Regions from separate parts of the Homo sapiens genome. Here region 2 is linked to region 1. Evidence: read pairs that join two places in POLR2A ChIA-PET (ENCODE). Cell type or tissue: CD4-positive, alpha-beta T cell. All regions are shown on one strand. Links, peaks and the distances in the headings refer to the core of each region. The heading gives the core; the rest is flanking DNA.

What was found. ChIA-PET counts read pairs that join two places held together with the same protein. Peaks named below come from ENCODE experiments on the same cell type or tissue, not always from the same donor. Only the 100,000 strongest peaks of a DNase experiment are listed, where the experiment ranks them.
Region 2: POLR2A ChIA-PET joins it to region 1 with 6 read pairs; 2 of 35 experiments call an interaction of 5 or more read pairs at or near these places.

Annotation. Positions count from the first base shown.
Region 1 is chr4:82,208,590-82,219,351 of GRCh38, reverse strand. No RefSeq gene overlaps it. Among named protein-coding and RNA genes, the nearest start is that of HNRNPD, 160 kb to the left of the region's middle. In CD4-positive, alpha-beta T cell, for the core only: no CTCF peak of the experiment used is centred there; a DNase peak (open chromatin) is centred at 5,661.
Region 2 is chr4:82,148,867-82,159,628 of GRCh38, reverse strand. No RefSeq gene overlaps it. Among named protein-coding and RNA genes, the nearest start is that of HNRNPD, 220 kb to the left of the region's middle. In CD4-positive, alpha-beta T cell, for the core only: no CTCF peak of the experiment used is centred there; a DNase peak (open chromatin) is centred at 6,708.

The sequences.
Region 1 (10,762 bases), core at 2,728-7,727:
TTATTGATTGTGTCTTGGAATGTTGAGTGTGAGCTATTGTACTGCTGCAGTGTCTGTGATTACATTGGAGAAATGGCAGTTGCTTTGTGTGTGACCCAGTCAATGTGTGATGCTCCCTGAGAGCAGTGGGAGTAGAGGGTTCTCTTGAGAGACCCTCTGGAAGAAGAAAAGCACCAAATGAAGATTTGAGACTTGATTCATTGTGTTTATAACACAGGACAAACCTGTACCCCAAGCCATAGGTCTGATGTTTTGTGGTCACACACCAGGGCAGGCCTGAAACAAAAGTGTTTTTTTTTTTCCCCTGAGACCTAAGGAAGCTGTTAGGAAGGTCTTCAGAGGCTTCTACAGATGCCCCAGTGCTTGAGATACCTCTATGTAGAGGATTTTGATATTTGTTTCCTTTTTTGGTGCCATGGATTCCTTTGGAAGTCAGAAGAATGTTTTTGGATGCATCAAATGAAATATATAGGATTACAAAGAAAACCAATTTTATTGAAATCTGGTGATATTACAGTAGGTCTAATAGCTGCTGTGATTTTGAAGTAGAGATGTTTGTAAATGATGTGGTGAGGAACCAACAACAATGTGATGTGACATGGAAATCTTTGGGCTTTTGATGGGTGACAAATTCATAGGCGCTGCTAAAAGTACTGTGGCTTGTGCCCTGCATCATGATGGAAAGAAACTTAAGTTCGGGGTTTGTGAAAAAAAGATAATCTTTTCCTCATCCAGGTTCACAATGCCCTAGGTGAAGGACCCTTTCTCTTTGGGTAGGAATATAAACTGGTTGCAAAGCAGCCACAGCAAACTCAGTTGCCCAGGCCTCCCAGTAGGTGGCAGAGGGATCTATAAGGCAATTACTATGTGAAAATTGAGCCCAGATTCATCACTTCACCTCTTTATGCATCACTTTCTTCTGTGTCACTGAGTGAGATGTGCTGGCTCCATCCTTACCTGAAGGTTAAATGCAGTGATCTATGTCAAATAAAATATGTCACATGCCTTAGAAGCAAAGTCAATATTTAGTAGGTGTAATTTCATCCAGACAGATGTAGGGAAAACTAAATGGGAGAGATTAGTTTTCATTATTCATGATTCTTTCTTTATCCAGTTTTTGTTCTCTTTGATACCCTTCCTAATAAATATTGCCTCATGATGATAATTTGTAGAATCATCATTTTTTAAAAGATCTGGATTAATCCTATCTCTTCCTTTAACAAAATTTGGTTTGTTATCACATTACTACCAATAATTTAAAATTTTCTTTGTTAGTTAAAAGATACTGAAAAAAAAAGCCGAAGAAAAGAAAAAAACCACCTGTAACTTTTCAACCATTTTTGGGAGCTGCATAAAGAAATGAAAGTGATCCTGTTCTCTGTACCTCTACCCTACAAGAGAAACACAATTAATGGTGTGATTTTTAAAGAATTGTCAACTTTTTGCAGCTTGGGTGTGTGTGTGTGTCTGTGTTTGTGTGCATATGTGTGTGTATTTTATTGATCTTTGTAATCATTGTGGTAATGCTAATGATTTCTCTCCAGGGTGCTTTTCTATACCTTTCTTTGGTAAGATTAGTCTTTTTGGGAGTGGCAGTTCTATTTCATGTGGTCCTTGAGTTGATCACAGAACACTGCTGTCCCCTGACACTGAGATGAAAAATTAAGACCCAGGTCTGGCTGACCATAGGAATTCATTGGTCAGGAACAGGTATTTGAAGGATATTATCTAGATTGGTACGTTCAGCAGTCTTCCAACATCTACTTCCTTTGCTATGGAGCTTGGAATGCTAATTTTCTCAATTTACCTTTACAGAGGTGTGGCCTTCTGACACTATTTTGCCAATAAAAAGTGAACAGAGGTCTGCTGAGGGTTTTGGAGGAAGTCTTTGCTTTCCTGATATAGATGTTGCTACTTTTTTCTTACCACCCTGTCCCCAGGGATGTGTTAGTTGGAGCAGGAGTGTATTAATCTGTTCTCACACTGCTATAAAGAAATACCTGAGACCGGGTTTTTCTTTTCTATCACGTTGTCAGGCTGCAAATTTTTTCAAACTTTTATGCTTGACTTCCTTTTTAAACATAAGTTCCAATTTCAGATAATTTTTCTCAAGTTCAAAGGTCCACAGATCTTCAGGGCAGAGGCAAAATTCTGTCAGTCTCTGCTAAAGCATAGCAAGAGTGACTTTTTCTCCAGTTCCCAAGAAGTTCCTCATATACATCTGAGACCACTTCAGCCTGGACTTCATTGTCCACATCATTATAAGCATTTTGGTCAAAACCATTCAACAAGTCCCTAGGAAGTTCCAAACTTTCCCACATCTTTCTGTCTTCTTCTGAGCCCTCCAAACTTTTTTAACCTCTGCCTTAGTTCAAAATACAATCACGCCTTCCCAACAGTTTGCCAAAGTCTTAACTCATTTCAGCATTAACTAAAAAGTAACAAAATGACCAACTATTTCTAAGAACTAGCAAGACATTTATATTAGACATAAGCCTTTAAGCCTTTCTCAATAAACCTTTAACCCTTTCTCAAGTTCATTGAGAAGACTCTCCTTCTCTTGAAGGAGTCACCTTCATTTCAGTGCTGCCACCTTTGGTGGTTCCTTTGCTTTTTGGAATCTGAGTTGAAGCTCTGGCTCTGTTTAGCACTCACAATGCAAATGCTGGGCCCCACCTGCATGGAATTGCTTCTTTACTCTCATATTTGGCTACAATACTGCTCAAGGCATGGGATCTAGCCTCCTGAGAAGGTTCTGAGGGGTGAGATGGTCAGTTCCAAATGGAACTTGATTAACAGACACTGGAGACAATAGAGAACTGGGTAAATAAGCCTTCCTCTTTTTTTCCTTTACTGTACTGCTCCAGGATGGTTTCTTCTTGTAGCCAATTACAGAGAAGTCCCTGTACCAAGTGAACTCCTGTTGAGTGAGCTGTTGTGTCTCTGCAGATTGTTGTGAACTGGCTGGTGGCTGGTTCCACCTTCCTAGGTGACGCAGCAATGCATTGCTTCACATCTTTCCTTTCGTCCCTTCCCTTTCCTCTCACTGAAGCCTTTTTGGGCTTGCAACTTCCTAATAAAAATTTAGCACTTTAATTCTTACCTCAAATTCTGCTTCCTGAAGGATTCATGCTAAGACATCACTCAATGTATATTTTGTGATGATTATCCTAACTAGCAGACCTTAAGACTATGGATGATTGTAAGGTTCAGTGAACTCTGATATTTCCAGAAATGCTTGTTTTAAAAGCAGTTCAAAGGTCCCATTTCTCCATGGTATTAAGCTGTAGTTATTGAAGTTCACTAAAAAAAATTCTTATTGAGAAAAATAAGATGACCTCATCATATGATTATCTTTTCCTGATCATACATGTAATACATATTCATTGCAGAAATATCAAAAGATAAAATAAACTAGAGGAAAGATAGTAATTATAACACAGAGACCACAATTGGTTGATTTCTTTTTAGCCATTATCTCTCTTTATATATGCATATGCAAGTATGTATGTATATGGATGTGTATATATATCTGTATATAGATATTTACATACATCTTTTTATAAAAATAGGACCAAGAAATCCATTCTGTTTTGAAGCCAGCATTTTACATTCAACATGTTATGGATATATTTCCATCCCATTAGTTCTACATTATTCTTTTGCCTCACTGTATAATATTCCATAATTTTTATAGGATGACCTAATATTATCTTAAGTAGGCTGTTGTGAGAATCAAATATACAGTAATATATTTAAGTGTTATTAGTAAACTATAAAACATGATACTAGTATAAATTATAATCTTATTTGCTGAACTAGAAAGTTGAAGATATTTTGTTTGTGGCTATGTTTTTCTGTCTAATTTATCACTTTAGTCTTTGTTTTTTCTGAGTCATCCATTCAGAAGAGGTTAAAATAATAGTAATTGAAATTAGTGAAACTTTTCCTGCTGTAGTGTATGAGATTTGAATTCTGCTGCTCTGAAGATAATGCATGAAAGGTGTTGTGTGAGTTTAAGTTATTTTGCCTCTTTGGAGGGCTGGTGAAGCTGACTAATAAATGAACTCATTTTGTCTAACCTCTTTATGCATGCTTATGTTTTTACATTCCTAACAAGAAATGCATGACCACTGCATACTCTTAAGGAGCAAATGTGCAGTGTAATTTCAGACCTGTCAACCCTTTCTGACACCGCTGAATGACTTTTGCTGTGCAAAGAATAATGTCACCTGGAGGGGCTATAATAATGAGGAATTTTAAAATCAATAATAGATAGAACTTGTCAGTGCCAAGGTTTAAATTGTTAGGTAAATTAGGCACAAGTGCCTAGTGGTCATTGTTGTTTCTTCATGATTATCAGGATTTCACTTACTGGAAGACCAGAAAGCCAAGCGGGTGATTTGAGTGTCTCCTAAAGGAGATATATATGTATATATGCATGTATGTGTGTGTGCGTATGTGTATATATATATATATATATATATATGTATGTGTGTGTGTATATACATGTATGTGCGTGTGTATATGTGTGTGTGTGTGCGTGTGTGTGTGTATATATATATATAGATAGATATATATATTTTTTTAACCTAAGAGTGAATTCCTGGGTTTGGATAGGAATTGGCAGAGCATTGGGTCTTGTGTATTGAAATAATCTTTAGTTAAACAAGTTGTTAAACATCATCATTTTACATTACAGGCTACATAATATAAGACACTGCTTGTCTGGCAGCTTAAGACAAGTTTTCATTTTACTCAAGTATTTGACTATGGTGTTCTTGACAGTCAAGGCATTTTTCAATTTTGAAGATTCTTTGAGGATTTTACTTGAGTCAGAAAACCTCAGTAAAAGGAACAAAGAGTTTTCTTTAAGAGTAAACAATTCTGAATTTGGCCCAGGAAAATGTGGATTGTTTCTTAGCACAGCATTCTTTTTTTTCAGGCAGGGTTAATAATGATTAATGTTTTATTTATAATATTAGCTTGAGAAACTGCAAGGCTGTTACTTCAGAAACCTGCCTGAGGAATCAGAGAGGATCATTCCCTTTTCTGGGAAAGACACTGTTCACTGTTATATCTGAAGGAGGCTGAGAAACACCTCTAGCGTGCTTCGAGCTTCCCTCACTTTCCAAGCTGCTGAGGGAATTACCTCATTGCTGCTCACCCTCTCCTCCCTCAGCCTTCATTGGAGAGATGGATGTTAAGCTGCAATTAAATACCTAGAAATTTATTGGTGTTATAATAAAAACATATGTAGTATTCCTCTAATCAACTTGCAATGTGGTAATGAAGCAGGGGAAGCATGAAATTGACAAAATTGTTTAAGCGTTTTTAACAGTACTGTTTAGAGTTTTGGATTCTATTACTGTCAAAACACAAATTCACCTCCTGTGGTGCCAATCAGAATGTTTGTTTTTCTTATTTATCAGTTAAGCACTTTTGTGTTTACCTTATTAAGGGGTGTTTTTTTTTGTGGGGCAGGGAGGGAAGCAGGGTGGTAGCTATTTATGAATATTGGTTATTAAGATGTGCAACTTTGGATCTGCTTCCTCTTAGAAAATAGATTCTAACTAAGATTTGTGGTTACTCTTCAGTGACATTTGATGTGGTTTTCTTTAGCAAAGCTATCTTTTGTTCAATCCCGGTAGCCTTTGCAAATGATTTCTTTATACTCCTTTTCTTCTATGAGTCTTAGAGAATGGCTTGTTCCTCCTCTGAGCTGTCACTCAGCCATGAGTTAGCATGTGTCAGTAAGGAGGCAGTCCTGCCTAGGAGGCAGTCAGTAAGGAGAGGTCGAGAAAGAACTTGAAGTTGGGGATGGTCTGTGCAGACACAATACCAAGTCTGTCATCATTGCCCCCTCAGATTCAGCCAATGAACCCCCCCTATTATTTCCAGAGACTTCACCATCCTTCTCTGTTACCACATTGGCTTTTACATATTTGTTTCCTGGCTACTCTTTGATTGCTCCAAGTGTGGACAGGTAACAATCACACCAAGGACCCACTCCTTTTCAGAAGATGCAAAGGAAAGACATATTTCTCTTTCCTCTTCAATGGTGTGGACATTCTGCCTACATTTGTTGGTGACATTTTGTTATTGATTGTGGAGATCTGATGTGGGCCCAGGAACATGTTGAAGGGAAAAGAGGATTTCCCATTCTTCAGAGCTGCTTTTCAGCCACATAACTGTGCTTTATTAAAAGCATCATGTCTGGTGCATAGTGGTTGCTTAGAAATATTTGTTAAATTGTTAAAAGTAATATTTAACTTTTGCCGAGTGCTTACAATATGCTGGACACTCTTTTAAGTGCTTTATATGCTCTAGCTCATTTAATTTAACAGATGAATGAATGTTAGGAAAGATAACAGAAGAAATTGCCTTTCAGCTGGTCAGATGCTAAACTGGTCAATATTTTATTAAAATTCCTGGACATGTTCAGTTCAAATTCACTTTTGAGGCTGGTAGAAAATATTTACTATATGTACCCAGCACTGAAAAATTTTCGCTTTCAATTTCTGCGATCAAGGTAGGTGTTTAAATCTCAGGGATCTGAAGAAATAGAAATAAATTTCTGTCTCTCTTTTTTCAGATTTGATTGAGTGGATGTTTGGAAGTTGTTACTGTAAATTAAAATTATTAAATCTTAGTAGTATTTTCTCACACGTTTGAAAATGGATATTACAATTTTATACCGCAATGCTTATATAATAATAAACTCTTAGCAGATTGTTTGTGATCATACAGTTTTTCCTAAGAGTTCTTTTGCAGGGAGAACATGACTGTTCAGAATATTATAAGAATAATTCATGCACATTAATAAGCAACATGCAGTACCTTATACATCTTTGTTGTAGTCAGTGCCTTTTGCTTAGGATCTCAATAAATGTTTGCTGAATTCAATAAAGATAATTTGGAAAACACACAAAAAATCTACATTCTCATCAATATACACTTACACTATTAGAGTTTAGAGGAGTTTCATTCCAGATATTTTTTTTATGAAAGGATAGCAAGCACATCTTTTATTTATTACAATCTTTGTAACTATTATTTCAACTATATTTTCAAAATGGAAATATCTTTATATCCTTTTTCTTGTTATAACAGGAAAGATATAACAAATTCAAACATTTAGAAATGCATTAAGTACCAAATGAAAATTTTTTATAATTTTACTTCCCATAGATAACATGTTTAACTGTTTCATTCATCATTTGAAATACCTACTTATTATTCCATTCAGTTAGTATAACCATAATTTACTTAGCTTTTTCATTATTATTGGGTATTTAAGATTTTTCTTCAAATTTTTGTTGTTATAAATACTCTAATGAATATCGTTGCACATAAGGCATTTCCTATATTTATTTCTCTGAGACAAATTTCTCAAAATGGAATTACTGAGTAAAAGGTTATGAATGAATGATAGGCCTTTGATAAATATTTTAAATTACTTTCAAAATGTTTATGCCAATTTATATTTTCAACAGGGGTATATAAAAAGATCAGGTTCACAACATTGTTGCCAGTATGGACTATTATTCAACAAAACACTTGCTAATTTCATGAAAAAACATGGCACTTTTTTACTGTAGTTTTATTTGCATTTCTTTAATTTCTGTTAGGACATTTCCCAATGTTGGTTTGTCAGTTGCAGTTTCTTTTGTGGATTGTTTATTTGTTATAAGGCTGTCAGGTTCATCGTATTGTATATGTGAACCTGTAAGTTGTAAAAAGATTAATCATTTACTGCAAAAGCTAATTTTTTCTCAGTTCATGCCTTTTAATTTTTTTTTTGATTTGGAGAGATTTCCAATTTTTATGCAGTAAGGCTATTGATCTTGTTTCTTCATTGCTTTTGAGCTTAGGAATTCCTTCTTCTTCTAGAGGTTTTATAGTTTTTCTTTTTCTTTTTTCTGTTTGTCACACTTAATTGATGCTGGGGGTCAGGAGGAGACCTGGAGGAGTGTGTGGGGGCAAAGGGCTGCAGGTAGGGACAGGGCAAGTGCTGAGGCCTGGCTATTGGGCAGGGAAGACAGTTTCCACTGAATGCACAAGGAATGAGCAGCAGCTGGTACTCCAGGGGCAGGTGCTACTTCACAAGCACGTGCAGTAAGACATAGTCTGTGACCAGGCTCTGCCTGCAGCAGAGGAAGAGAAGGGACAGACAGAATCAGCACTCCCTCACCCAGCACCTTCCCCTTCCACCCACTTAGAGTTTTTCTATGCTACAAGCTGTAACTACTCAACTTTTTGATCCATCTGGAGATTATTATAGTTATGGCAAAAGAGGGAATTCTCTATTAGTTTGTTTTTCACATTTTTATTTTGTTTTATTTTTTGAGACAGGGTCTTATTCTGTCACCCAGGCTGGAGTGCAGCGGCACAATCATGGCTCACTGCAGCCTTGACCTCCAGGGCTCAATAGATCCCCCGCCCCAGCCTACCAAGTAGCTGGGACTACAGGCGCACACCACCATGCCCATCTAAATTTTTCTATTTTTTATAGAGACAGGGTTTCATTATGTTGCCCAGGGTGGTCTTAAACTTCTGGGTTCAAGTGATCTTCCCACCTTGGCCTCCCAAAGTGTTGGGATTACAGGTATGAGGCACTGTGCCCAGCTCTTTTTCACATTTTCATCTCATTTTCCCAACATCATTTATTAAGTAAATTTTTCCCTCTCTCTTGATTTATAATGACTACAATATCATACTTTTAATTTTTAGGGTCTAAGTTTTAGGGCCACAGGGTCTAATTCTCATTATTTATTTGAATTTAGGCATATGAGCCGTTTATTATTTGTATATATATTATTTTAACTACCTTAATTTTGTAGTTGGTTCAGCACATTTTTTGAGAGCTTACATGTATACAGTTCAGTAACTTACAAATTTTTGTTTGTAAATATTCTTACCTGTTTATTCTATTCAAATGAATTTCAGAACACTTAAAGTCTCCTTAATCCTGTTGGGATTTTAAATACAAATATACATTTTGGAAGCCTTTATATATTTATCATAATTTTCCTATTCTTACTCAAATATTATTCTATAAATATTTTTGTTTTTTCATGATGTTTGTATTTCTCATGGAAATTTTCCCTTTAAAATTTTTGTTCTTTCTATAGTAAATAAAATCTGTTTTAAGATTATATTATCTAATTAGACTACTATATTGGAATGTTATTTATTAAAAAATATTTATGTTCGGCGGGGCGCGGTGGCTCACACCTGTAATCCCAGCACTTTGGGAGGCCGAGGCGGGCGGATCACGAGGTCAGGAGATCGAGACCATCCTGGCTAACACAGTGAAACCCCGTCTCTACTAAAAATACAAAAAATTAGCCGGGCGTAGTGGCGGGCGCCTGTAGTCCCAACTACTTGGGAGGCTGAAGCAGGAGAATGGCGTGAACCCGGGAGGCAGAGCTTGCAGTGAGCCGAGATCGCTCCACTGCACTCCAGCCTGGGCGACAGAACGAGACTCCGTCTCAAAAATAAATAAATAAATAAATAAATAAATAAATAAATAAAAATTAAAAAATTATGTTCTATGTAGCCATTTTTTAAAACTTTTTTTTTAGTTTTACTAGTTATTGGAATTCTCTATTTGGATATTCAAGGTAGCCACTCATCTGCAAATAATGATAATTTTGTCTTTTCCTTTACTGCATTCATGACTTTTGTTTCATATATATAATACTAAATATTGGTAATAGAAAGCTTCCTTATTTTGTGCCTAATTTTAATATTATGCCTATAGAATTTATTAAGCATGAAGCTGGCTGGTTGGTTGATATAGAAATTACTTTTCGTTTATTGGGTGTTTATTATGTGCCAAGCACTGGGCTATGTATACATGAGGTTAGTGGTGGTGTTTTTATTTGACCTAGGTCTGTTTCACTTCAAAGTCTTTTCTCCTTTTTGTCCTATTTTAAAGCTAGTAATGAAATCAGGCATGGAGGTTAATTTTATTAAATGCCTTTTTGGCAGCTGGGGAGTTTTATTTATTGATGTTATAAATGTATATTTCATCTTTAGTATAAATTGATATTCTTCCTTATTCAAAGAAAGTATTTCAGTAACTTCTATGTATTCATATATTAGGATAAAAAAATGAATGACAAGTTGGGGCAAATGATTAAATGGTGAATTATGGATCTTCTTGTTTGGCTTTTTCCGTCACAGCATATTGTGTTCATAAGTTTCTCATTACTGGGCCATTCTTGTTTTCTCTGCTTAATTTTATTTGGTTACCATAGATGATATTTTGTTGAATTATATTTGCTAACATTTTATTTGTAATTTCACTCTTATACTCTTAAATGAAATTTTTCTAAGTCTCCTTCCACTCTTTTCTTTCCTTCCTCTTCCCTTTTCTTCCCTGTCCCTTAGCCTTTCCAAAAAAATGTTTTTGTACTATCTTTGTGAAGTTTTGGTATTAAGGCTATATTTGCTTTTCTAGAATTCATGAGGTTGTTTTCCATTTCTTACTTATGTTCTTTCTGGTGCTGGATCCATTTGCTTCATATGATACTATCTGTCCCTCAAATTTTGAAAGAATTCACCTGTAAAACATGATGAGCTGGGAACATAACCATTCTAGTAAACAAGATAAGTGGGAGAGGAAAGTTGGTATATAGTTTTTATTCTTTGAAAATGCCTGCCCTTCTTTGCAAGTTAATTCTCCTTCTAAATGAGAATAATAACAAGGACCTTTGTACCTTTGAGATTAAGCAGTATCTTAAACTGGAATTTT
Region 2 (10,762 bases), core at 4,080-9,079, 61 kb after region 1:
TAACTTTTTGTCTTGATGACCTGTGTAGTGCTGTCAGTGGAATATCAAAGTCCCCCACTATTATCATGTTGCTGTCTATCTCATTTGTTAGGTCTAGTAGTAATTGTTTTATAAATTTGGGAGCTCCAGCGTTATGTGCATATGTATTTAGGACTGTGATATTTACATGTTGGACAACACCTTTTATCATTATATAATGTCCCTCTTTGGCTTTTTTAACTGCTGTTGCTTTAAACAGCAGTTAAAGCTGTTGTTTTGTCTGATGTAAGAATAGCTACTCCTGGTCACTTTTGGTGTCCATTTGCATGGAATGTCTTTTTCTACCCCTTTACCTTAAGTTTTTGTGAGTCCTTATGTGTTAGGTGAGTCTCTTGAAGACAACAGATTGTTGGTTGGTGAATTCTTATCCATTCTGCCATTCTGTATCTTTTAAGTGGAGCATTCAGGTTATTTACATTCAATGTTGGTATTGAGATGTGACATACTATTCTATTCATCATGCTAGTTTTTGCCTGAATACCTTGGGTTTTTTTTTCATTGTGTTATCGTTTTATAGGCCCTGTGAGATTTATGCTTTAAGGAGGTTCTATTTTGGTGTATTTTGAGGGTTTGTTTCAAGATTTAGAACTCCTTTTAGCAGTTCTTGTACTACTGACTTGGTAGTGGCAAATCCTCTCAGCATTTGTTTGTCTGAAAAAGACTGTATCTTTCCTTCATTTATGAAGTTTAGTTTCACTGGATACAAATTCTTGGCAGATAATTCTTTTGTTTATAAAGGCTAATGAAAAAATCCCAATCCCTTCTAGCTTGTATGGTTTCTGCTGAAAAATCTGCTATTAATCTGATAGGTTTTTCCTTTATATGTTACCTGATGCTTTTGCCTTACAGCTCTTAAGAGTCTTTCCTTTGTCTGGCTTTAGATAACCTGATGACTATGTGCCCAGGTAGTCATTTTTTGCAATGAATTTCCCAGGTGTTCTTTACGCTTCTTGTATTTGGATGTCTAGATCTCTAGCAGGGCCAGGGAAGTTTTCCTTGATTATTCCTCAAATAAGTTTTCCAAACTTTTAGATCTCTTCTTTGGGAATAGCAGTTATTCTTAGGTTTGGTCATTTAACATAATCCCAACCTTTGTGGAGGGTTTGTTCCTCCACAACCTTTTTTTTTTTTTTTTTGAGACAGAGGTTGCTCTGTCACTGAGGCTGGAGTGTGCAGTGGCATGATCTCCGCTCACTGCAACTTCTGCCCCTTGGGTACAAGCAATTCTTGTCCTCAGCCTCCTGAGTAGCTGGTATTATAGGCATGTGCCACTATGCCCAGCTAATTTTTTGTATTTTTAGTAGAGACAGTGTTTCTCTATCTTGGCCAGGCTGGTCTTGAACTCTTAGCCTCAAGTGATCCACCTGCCTTAGCTTCCCAAAGTCCTAGAATCACAGGCATGAACCAACACACCCAGCCTGCTCTTTTTTTTTTGTATTTTAATTTTCTTTAATTTTTTTATTATTATACTTTAAGTTTTGGGATACATGTGCAGAACGTGCAGGTCTGTTACATAGGTATACATGTGCCATGGTGGTTTGCTGCACCCACCAACCCGTCATCTAGGTTTTAAGCTCCGTATGCATTAGGTATTTCTCCTAATGCTATCTCTCCCCTTGCCACCACCCCCTGACTAGCCCCATTGTGTAATGTTCCTCTCCCTGTGTCAATGTGTTCTCATTGTTCAACTCCCATTTATGAGTGAGAACATGTGGTGTTTGGTTTTCTGTTCCTGTGTTGGTTTGCTGTTTGCTGAGAATCATGGTTTCCAGCTTCATGTCCCTGCAAAGGACATAAATTCATCATTTTTTATGGCTGCATAGTTTTCCATGGTGTATATGTGCCACATTTTCTTCATTCAGTCTATCATTGATGGGCATTTGGGTTGGTTCCAAGTCTTTGCTATTGTAAATGGTGCTGCTATAAACATATGTATACATGTGTCTTTACAGTAGAATGATTTATAATCCTTTGGATATATACCCAGTAATGGGATTGCTGGGTCAAATGGTATTTCTGGTTCTAGATCCTTGAGGAATTGTCGCATTGTCTGCTGCAATGGTTAAACTAATTTACACTCCCACCAACGGTGTAAAAGTGTTCCTATTTCTCCACCTTCTCCCAGCATCTGTTGTTTCCTGACTTTTTAATGATCGCCATTTTAACTGGTGTGAGATGGTATCTCATTGTAGTTTTGATTTGCATTTCTCTAATGTCCACTAATGATGAGCTTTTTTTATATGTTTATTGGCTGGATAAATGTCTTCTTTTGAGAAGTGTCTGTTCATATCCTTTGCCCAATTTTTGATGGGGTTGTTAGCTTTTTTCTTGTAAATTTGTTTAAGTTCCTTGTAGATTCTGGATGTTAGTCCTTTGTCAGATGGATAGATTGTGAAATTTTTCTCCCATCCTGTATGTTGCCTGTATACTCTGATGATAGTTTCTTTTGCTGTGCAGAAGCTCTTTAGTTTAATCAGATCCCATTTGTCAATTTTGGCTTTTGTTGCCATTGCTTTTGATGTTTTAGTCATGAAGTCTTTGCCCATGCCTATGTCCTGAATGGTATTGCCTAGGTTTTCTTCTAGGATTTTTTATGGTTGTAGGTCTTACGTTTAAGTCTTTAATCCATCTTGAGTTAATTTTTGTATAAAATGAAAGGATGGGGTCTAGTTTCAGTTTTCTGCATATGGCTAGCCAGTTTTCCCAGCACCATTTATTAAATAGGGAAGCCTTTCTTGATTGCTTGTGTCAGGTTTGTCAAAGATCAGATGGTTGTAGATGTGTGGTGGTATTTCTAAAGCCTCTGTTCTGTTCCATTGATCTATATATCTGTTTTGGTACCAGTATCATGCTGTATTGGTTACTGTAGCCTTGCAGTATAGTTTGAAGTCTGGTAGTGTGATGGTTCCAGCTTTGTTCTTTTTGCTTAGGATTATCTTGGCTATACAGGCTTCTTTTTGATTCCATATGAAATTTAAAGTAGTTTTTCTAATTCTGTGAAAAAAGTCAGTGGTAGCTTGATGGGGATAGCATTGAATCTATAAATTACTTTGGGCAGTATGGCCATTTTCATGATATTGATTCCTTCTATTCATGAGCATGGAATGTTTTTCCATTTGTTTGTGTCCTCTCTTATTTCTTTGAGCAGTGCTTTGTAGTTCTCCTTGAAGAGGTCTTTCACATCCCTTGTAAGTTGTATTCCTAGGTATTTTACTCTCTTAGTAGCAATTGTGAATGGGAGTTCACTCATGATTTGGCTCTCTGATAGTCTGTTATTGGTGTATAAGAATGCTTGTGATTTTTGCACATTGATTTTGTGTCCTGAGACTTTGCTGAAGTTGCTTATCAGCTTAAGGAGTTTTTGGGCTGAGACGATGGGGTTTTCTAAATATGCAGTCATGTCACCTGCAAAGAGAGACCATTTGACTTCCTTTCTTTCTATTTGAATACCCTTTATTTCTTTCTCTTGTCTGATTGCCCTTGCCAGAACTTCCAATACAATGTTGAATAGGAGTGGTGAGAGAGGGCATCCTTGTCTTGTGCCAGTTTTCAAAGGGAATGCTTCCAGCTTTTGCCCATTCAGTATGATATTGGCTATGGGTTTGTCATAAATAGCTCTAATTATTTTGAGATATGTTCCATTGATACCTAGTTTATTGAATGTTTTTATCATGAAGGGGTGTTGAATTTTATCAAGGGCCTTTTCTGCATCTATTGAAATAATCATGTGTTTTTTGTCACTGGTTCTGTTTATGTGATGGATTACATTTATTGATATGCATGTGTTGAACCAGCCTGGCATCCCAGGGATGAAGCTGACTTGATCGTAGTAGTTAAGCTTTTTGATGTACTGCTGGATTTGATTTGCCAGTATTTTATTGAGGATTTTCACAATGATGTTCATCAGGGATATTGGCCTGAAATTTTCTTTCTTTGTTTTGCCTCTGCCAGGTTTTGGTATCAGGATGATGCTGGCTTCATAAAGTGAGTTGGGGAGGAGTCCCTCTTTTTCTATTGTTTGGAATAGTTTCAGAAGAAATGATACCAGCTCCTCTTTATACCTCTAGTAGAATTTGGCTGTGAATCCGTCTGGTCCTGGGCTTTTTTTGTTGGTAGGCTATTTATTACTGCCTCAATTTTAGAACTTGTTATTGGTCTATTCAGGGATTTGACTTCTTCCTGGTTTAGTCTTTGGATGGTGTATGTGTACAGGAATTTATCCATTTCTTCTAGATTGTCTAGTTTATTTGCATAGAGGTGTTTATAGTATTCTCTGATGGTAGTTTGTATTTCTGTGGGATCAGTGGTGATATCCCCTTTATCATTTCTTATTGTGTCTATTGGATTCTTCTCTCTTTTCTTCTTTATTAGTCTGGCTAGCGGTCTATTTTGTTAATCTTTTAAAAAAATCAGCTCCTGGATTCATTGATTTATTGAAGGGTCTTTCTTATCTCTATCTCCTTCAGTTCTGTTCTGACCTTAGTTATTTCTTGTCTTCTGCTAGCTTTTGAATTTGTTTGCTCTTGCTTCTCTAATTCTTTTTATTGTGATGTTAGGGTGTCGATTTTAGATCATTCCCACTTTCTCCTATGGGCATTTAGTGCTATAAATTTCCCTGTACGCACTGCTTTAGCTGTGTCCCAGAGATTCTGGTAAGTTGTATGTTTGTTCTCATAGGTTTCAAAGAACATCTTTATTTCTGCCTTCATTTCTTTATTTACCCAGTAGACACTTAAGAGCAGTTTGTTCAGTTTCCATGTAGTTGTGCAATTTTGAGTGAGTTTCTTAGTCCTGAGTTCTAATTTGATTGCACAGGGGTCTGAGAGACTGTTTGTTATGATTTCTGTTCTTTTTGCATTTGCTGAGGAGTGTTTTACTTCCAATTATGTGGTCAACTTTAGAATAAGTGCAATGTAGTGCTGAGAAGAACGTACACTCTGTTGATTTGTGGTGGAGAGTTCTGTAGATGTCTATTAGGTCTGCTTGGTCTGGAGCTGATTTCAAGTCCTGAATAACCTTGTTGATTTTCTGTCTCATTAATCTGTCTAATATTGACAGAGGGATGTTAAAGTCTCCCACTACTATTGTGCGGGAGTCTAAGTCTCTTTGTAGGTCTCTAAGAACTTGCTTTATGAATCTGGGTGCTCCTATATTGGGTGCATATATATTTAGGATAGTTACCTCTTCTTGCTGCATTGATCCCTCTACCATTATGTAATGGCCTTCTTTGTCTCTTTTGATCTTTGTTGGTTTAAGGTCTCTTTTATCAGAGACTAGGATTGCAACCCCTGCTTTTTTTTTTTTTGCTTTCCATTTGCTTGGTAAGTATTCCTCCATCCCTTTATTTTGAGCCTATGTGTGTAAAGACACACACATGAGTTGGGTCTCTTGAATACAGCACACCAATGGGTCTTGACTCTTTATCCAGTTTGCCAGTATGTGTCTATTAATGGGGGCATTTAGCCCATTTACATTTACAGTTCATATTGTTATATGTGAATTTGATCCTGTTATCAGGATGGTAGCAGGTTATTTTGCCCATTAATTGATGCAGTTTCTTCATAGCATTGATGTTCTTTACAATTTGGCATGTTTTTGCAGTGGCTGGTACTGGTTTTTCCTTTCCATATTTAATGCTTCCTTCAGGAGCTCTTGTAAGGCAGGTCTGGTGGTAACAAAATCCCTCAGCACTTGCTTGTCTGTAAAGGATTTTATTTCTTCTTCACTTATGAAGCTTAGTTTGGCTGGATATGAAATTCTGGGTTGAAAATTCTTTTTTTTTTTTAAGAATGTTTAATATTGATTCCCACTCTCTTCTGGATTATAGAGTTTCTGCAGAGAGATTCTCTGTTAGTCTGATGGGCTTCCCTTTGTAGGTAACCTGACCTTTCTCTCTGGCTGCCCTTAACATTTTTTCCTTAGTTTTGACTTTGGTGAATCTGATGATTATGTGTCTTGGGGTTGCTCTTCTTGAGGAGAATCTTAGTGGTGTTCTCTGTATATCCTGAATTTGAATGTTGTCCTGTCTTTCTAGGTTGGGGAAGTTCTCCCAGATAATATCCTGAAGTGTGTTTTCCAACTTGGTTCCATTCTCCTCGTCACTTTCAGGTATACCAGTCAATTGTAGGTTTGATCTTTTCACATAGTCCCATATTTATTGGAGGCTTTGATTGTTCCTTTTCATTCTTTTTTCTCTAATCTTGTCTTCATGCTTTATTTCATTAAGTTGATATTCATCTCTGATATTCTTTCTGCCACTTGATCAGTTCAGCTTTTGATACTTGTGTGTGCTTCACGAAGTTCTTGTGCTGTGTTTTTCAGCTCCATCAGGTTATTTATGTTCTTCTCTAAAGTGGTTATTCTAGATAGCAATTTGTCTAACCTTTTTTCAAGGCTCTTAGCTTCCTTGCATTGGGTTAGAACATGCTTCCTTAGCTTGGAGGTGTTCGTTATTACCCACCTTCTGAAGTCTAATTCTTTCATTTCATCAAACTCATTCCCCATCCAGTTTTGTTCCCTTGCTGGCGAGGAGTTGTGATCCTGTTGGAGGAGAAGAGGCATTCTGGTTTTTGGAATTTTCAGCATTTTTGTGCTGGTTTTTCCTCATCTTTATGGATTTATCTACCTTTGATCTTTGATGCTGATTACCTTTTGATGTGGTTTTTGCGTGGGTGTCCTTTTTGTTGATGCAGGAGGCCATTATTCTTAGCAAACTTAGCAAACACAGGAACAGAAAACCAAATACCACATGTTCTCACTTATAAGTAAAAGCTAAATGATGAGAACACATTTCTTTATCTCTAGTTGTTTACTTTTGTCTTCAGTCACATTGTCTTGTCTTCTAATGTTTCTTGGTAATTTTGACTGAGTGCTAAAGATTATGAAAAACTAGAGATAATTTGTGGCTCTAGATGTTATCTCCCTCTCAAGGAAAATTTATATTTGCATTTATGTAGGCTAGATACACTAGCAATCCCAGATCTTCTTAATCAAATCATCATTTGAAATGATAAGAAGTTGAGTTTCAACCTCTGCTGATTTGTTTTTAGTTTATTCTTACACTCATAGTGGGTAGGTCCTCAGGATCTCAACCCAATGCCAGAAGATTTGTCAGCTGCTACCCACTTCCCAGTGGACCCTGAATTCCAGTTTTTGTCATCATAGCCCTGTTAGTCTGTTGAGACCTCTGATGAGCTTCTGAGCCTCTCAGCTGTTTCTCCTGGAACACTGGCAGAGTTCTTCGGTAGACAAGCGGCTCAGATGTCCCGGCTCACTTCTTGGGTTTCCTTATTCTGTATGATGGCTATGCAATTCTTCAATGCTTTACTATCTCTCTGATACCCTCAAACAGATTTTTAAAAATATTTATTCAGTTTTTCAAGTAGTTTTCAACAACATGTTTGGTCTAATCACTGTATGCATTAATGAACACTCTTTCCTATGCCTTTAATTCTCAAAGGACTATATTCTTGGTACTCAAGAATTTCTGGAGTAAACATAATGACTGCTTTAAATTATGATGAGAATATTTATTTAAATATGCTTGAGATTGAATAAAAATATATGCCAATTTATAAAATAATTACTTTTTACAATTGAACTATCTCCTTATGTCACAAGTTCTCTTATTTTAAACTTGCCCCAATTATAGGCAAAATCACCCTGAATTTCTTTCCTTAGTCTTTTTTTTTTTTAAATGGGGCATTTATTTTTGGCACAGTGTGAGTAAATCAAGTCCTTTCCTTAGTCTTTTAGCACATCTGAGATAGGATTTTAAATAAAACAGGGCTTCTGAACCAACTACGTAAGTCAGCTGGGATCAGGAAACTATACTTCATAAGTTTACATCTTTTTAGGTTTCTTATGTCTTTTAATCCAACTTAGAAATTAACTTTTATGGTCTGGGGACAAATGAAGTGGATTTTGGTTTTGTTCACATTTGAGCCAGAATATTAAAGAGGAAATAATATTCTCCTGAATGTCAGAGTGTTGACAACAAGGTGGAATTGGAATAATAGACTCTTTCAGAAAGAGATAGATGAAAGTCAATAAGAAATAAACAAGTTTCCTACAAAACTACTCACCACTCAGAAAATTTTCTCCAAGAGCTTATTTATGCTCCATCATTGTAAATGTTTTGTCACCTTCATGCAGTTTCTCTCATTTAGTAGACAGAGCTCACTGTGGATTATACCATTACTTATCATCATGTATGCCATATTAATATATCATCCCCCTTATTCGTTGCATTGTCCTAGTTAAGCATTGCACCGCAATGTACCACCAAACCAAGGAAAATTGAACTGATTTAGTCATTCTTCCTCCTCCCTTGAACCTAGAACACTTGGGGTTTGACATTTTTTTGGACTGGGAAAATAGTGTAAAATTTATGTAGGAAGCAACAATTCTGCAGAGATATGAGCGAGCCAAAATAAATTTCTTTTCATGTTACATAACTAGACTGAAAATGACTGAGTAAAATGGAGGGAAGTAAAGTGAAATGTTCAAAGTGGGTTTCAATGGAAGAATTTTAATGTCACAGCTTATCACATATGGGTATGTCACCCATAATATTTGGACAGCTATGGTTAGAAAGAAAAACAAGATGATTTCATATTCTATGGGGCAGAAAATGTGCTCACAGTATTTTTTTATTTAGTGAGGTTTGTCGCCTATTTTCTAGAAAATGGTTCTGTATTTAGTGATGTGTATATATGCATAAAATCCTACACATTACTTCTGATTATGTTTGTTACTTACAACTTTTCATATGGGGGTTATTATCATTTTATAGTTTATATATGCACATTATATTAAATATTTCTTTAGTGTCGATGGGAAAATAAATCACTGGGATGAGAAAACACTGGCATTGTTAAGGTATTCATCTGGAATTATTCAACCTTTCACAAACAAATGAGAAAGATTATAGGATCAGACCAAATCCTGGATTTCTTTCCCTCTCTGCCCATCTGTATTCATTATAGTTGAAAGATAGACAAATGAAACTATTGGTAGCTCAGTCTTTAAAGCTTTATTACAATTTAAAAGCTTTGAAAAAGAGAGAAAATGGAAAAATTATCAAAGGCTGGAAATGATCATCATATTAAATAGTTGAATATTCCTGTTTAAAGACAATGAAGAATGAAGATAGGTGGTGTAAAGATATGACTTCCTTATTGGTATTACTCTATACTCTCAATTTCAAAGAGATTGAGCACAGAGCTGTTAAAGGCCTGTGCAGAATGTAGAACTGACAATTAGGCACATAAATGAAATGGGTCAGTGGTTTTCAGTTCTATATAAATTGCACAAGGCAAGCCCACTGCCTTGGCTAAAACCCACATCAGAACCCAAGACTTCTCTGGACTGTTGATCTGACTATTGTTATCCTTCCTGGACCCCAAGAGAGTGGACAGAGAAAAGGACACAGCCAGGTAGCACAAAGCTACCCCAGGAAATGCAAAGGCTATCATTAGTCTTCTCCCCTTTCCCCAGAGCACCCTCCTTTTAATACAAGAATCCAATTTTGTCACAACAGTCCATGGGCACTAGGGGAAGCTGAGCACATCCCTGTTTCCTGGGAATCCCTGAATGGCATCAACATAATTCTGTCTACTGCCACAGTGATTGATTCTGGAATAGACATGTGTCACAATAACAGATGCCTGCTGGGGATCTTGGATAGAGTGGTTTCTTTAAGAGAGGGCCTCCAGGAGAGATGCTTACTCTTCCTCTGGACATGTTTATGATGTTAGGCCTGAAACTACTATGGCCAACTTGAAGAAGACATATGGAAAAAGAAGAAAGAGAAATGAGCCAGAACCCTGACCAGACCATATCTGACCAATGCTGTTAGAGCTGTGAGCTAATAAATTTATTTAATTGTTCATGCCAACTTAAGGGTGATTTACCTCAGCAAAGATTATCTCTCTTGACAGAGAAAGGAGGTCCACTTTAAACCCAAGTGATTCCTTAGCCAGAGGACCACCCACAGGGTCTGTTTCAAGATCCCTTGGACTATTTGATCTAATAAGAGAGCTATAGAGATGCTCTCCTCTGGTCCAGATATATTTTAAAATTTCACCATTTGTAGTCATGCTCTTCAAAGTTCTCTGGTTTATAAGCCTAGAGCACGCCTCCATAGGCCATGCCTGCTAGAATGGATCCTCTGTATGCAATCTGATCTAAATCCTCATGCCTGGGTCCAGAATACCTGCCATGGTCACCTACAGGTTGTGGAATACAAATCAAGTGGTTCTTCTCTCTGGTAGTGCCTCATTTCAACACAATGTCTAAGAAGAAAACCTGTTGGTAGAAGATGCATTCTCACTGATAGACTCCTTCCTGCCTTCTCTAATTTCCCATGCCACTTTTGTTTTTACAAAAATATTAGTCCAGGCACATCATCAGTTTCAGGAAGACCTGTTGAGTCCTTCTCATCTGAAAGTGGAAGCTATTATGATAGAGGCAATTTGCCAGTGGAAAGGCTTGTTAGGTGTGATAATAAAGGTGGCACTTAAATGATCTCTAAGTAGGCCCAGTAAGAATAGCTGGGTTGCACTCCAAGGGTAAAATATCTATAGTGGGGCTATGATATGCTACAAATAAACTTTTACAGTGAGAGATCTGTGATATTTGTGTTGTAGCATATTATAAGCTTGCAATCAGATAGGTATGTGTTTTGTACTTTAATAATATTATCAAGTCAAGATCAGTGGTT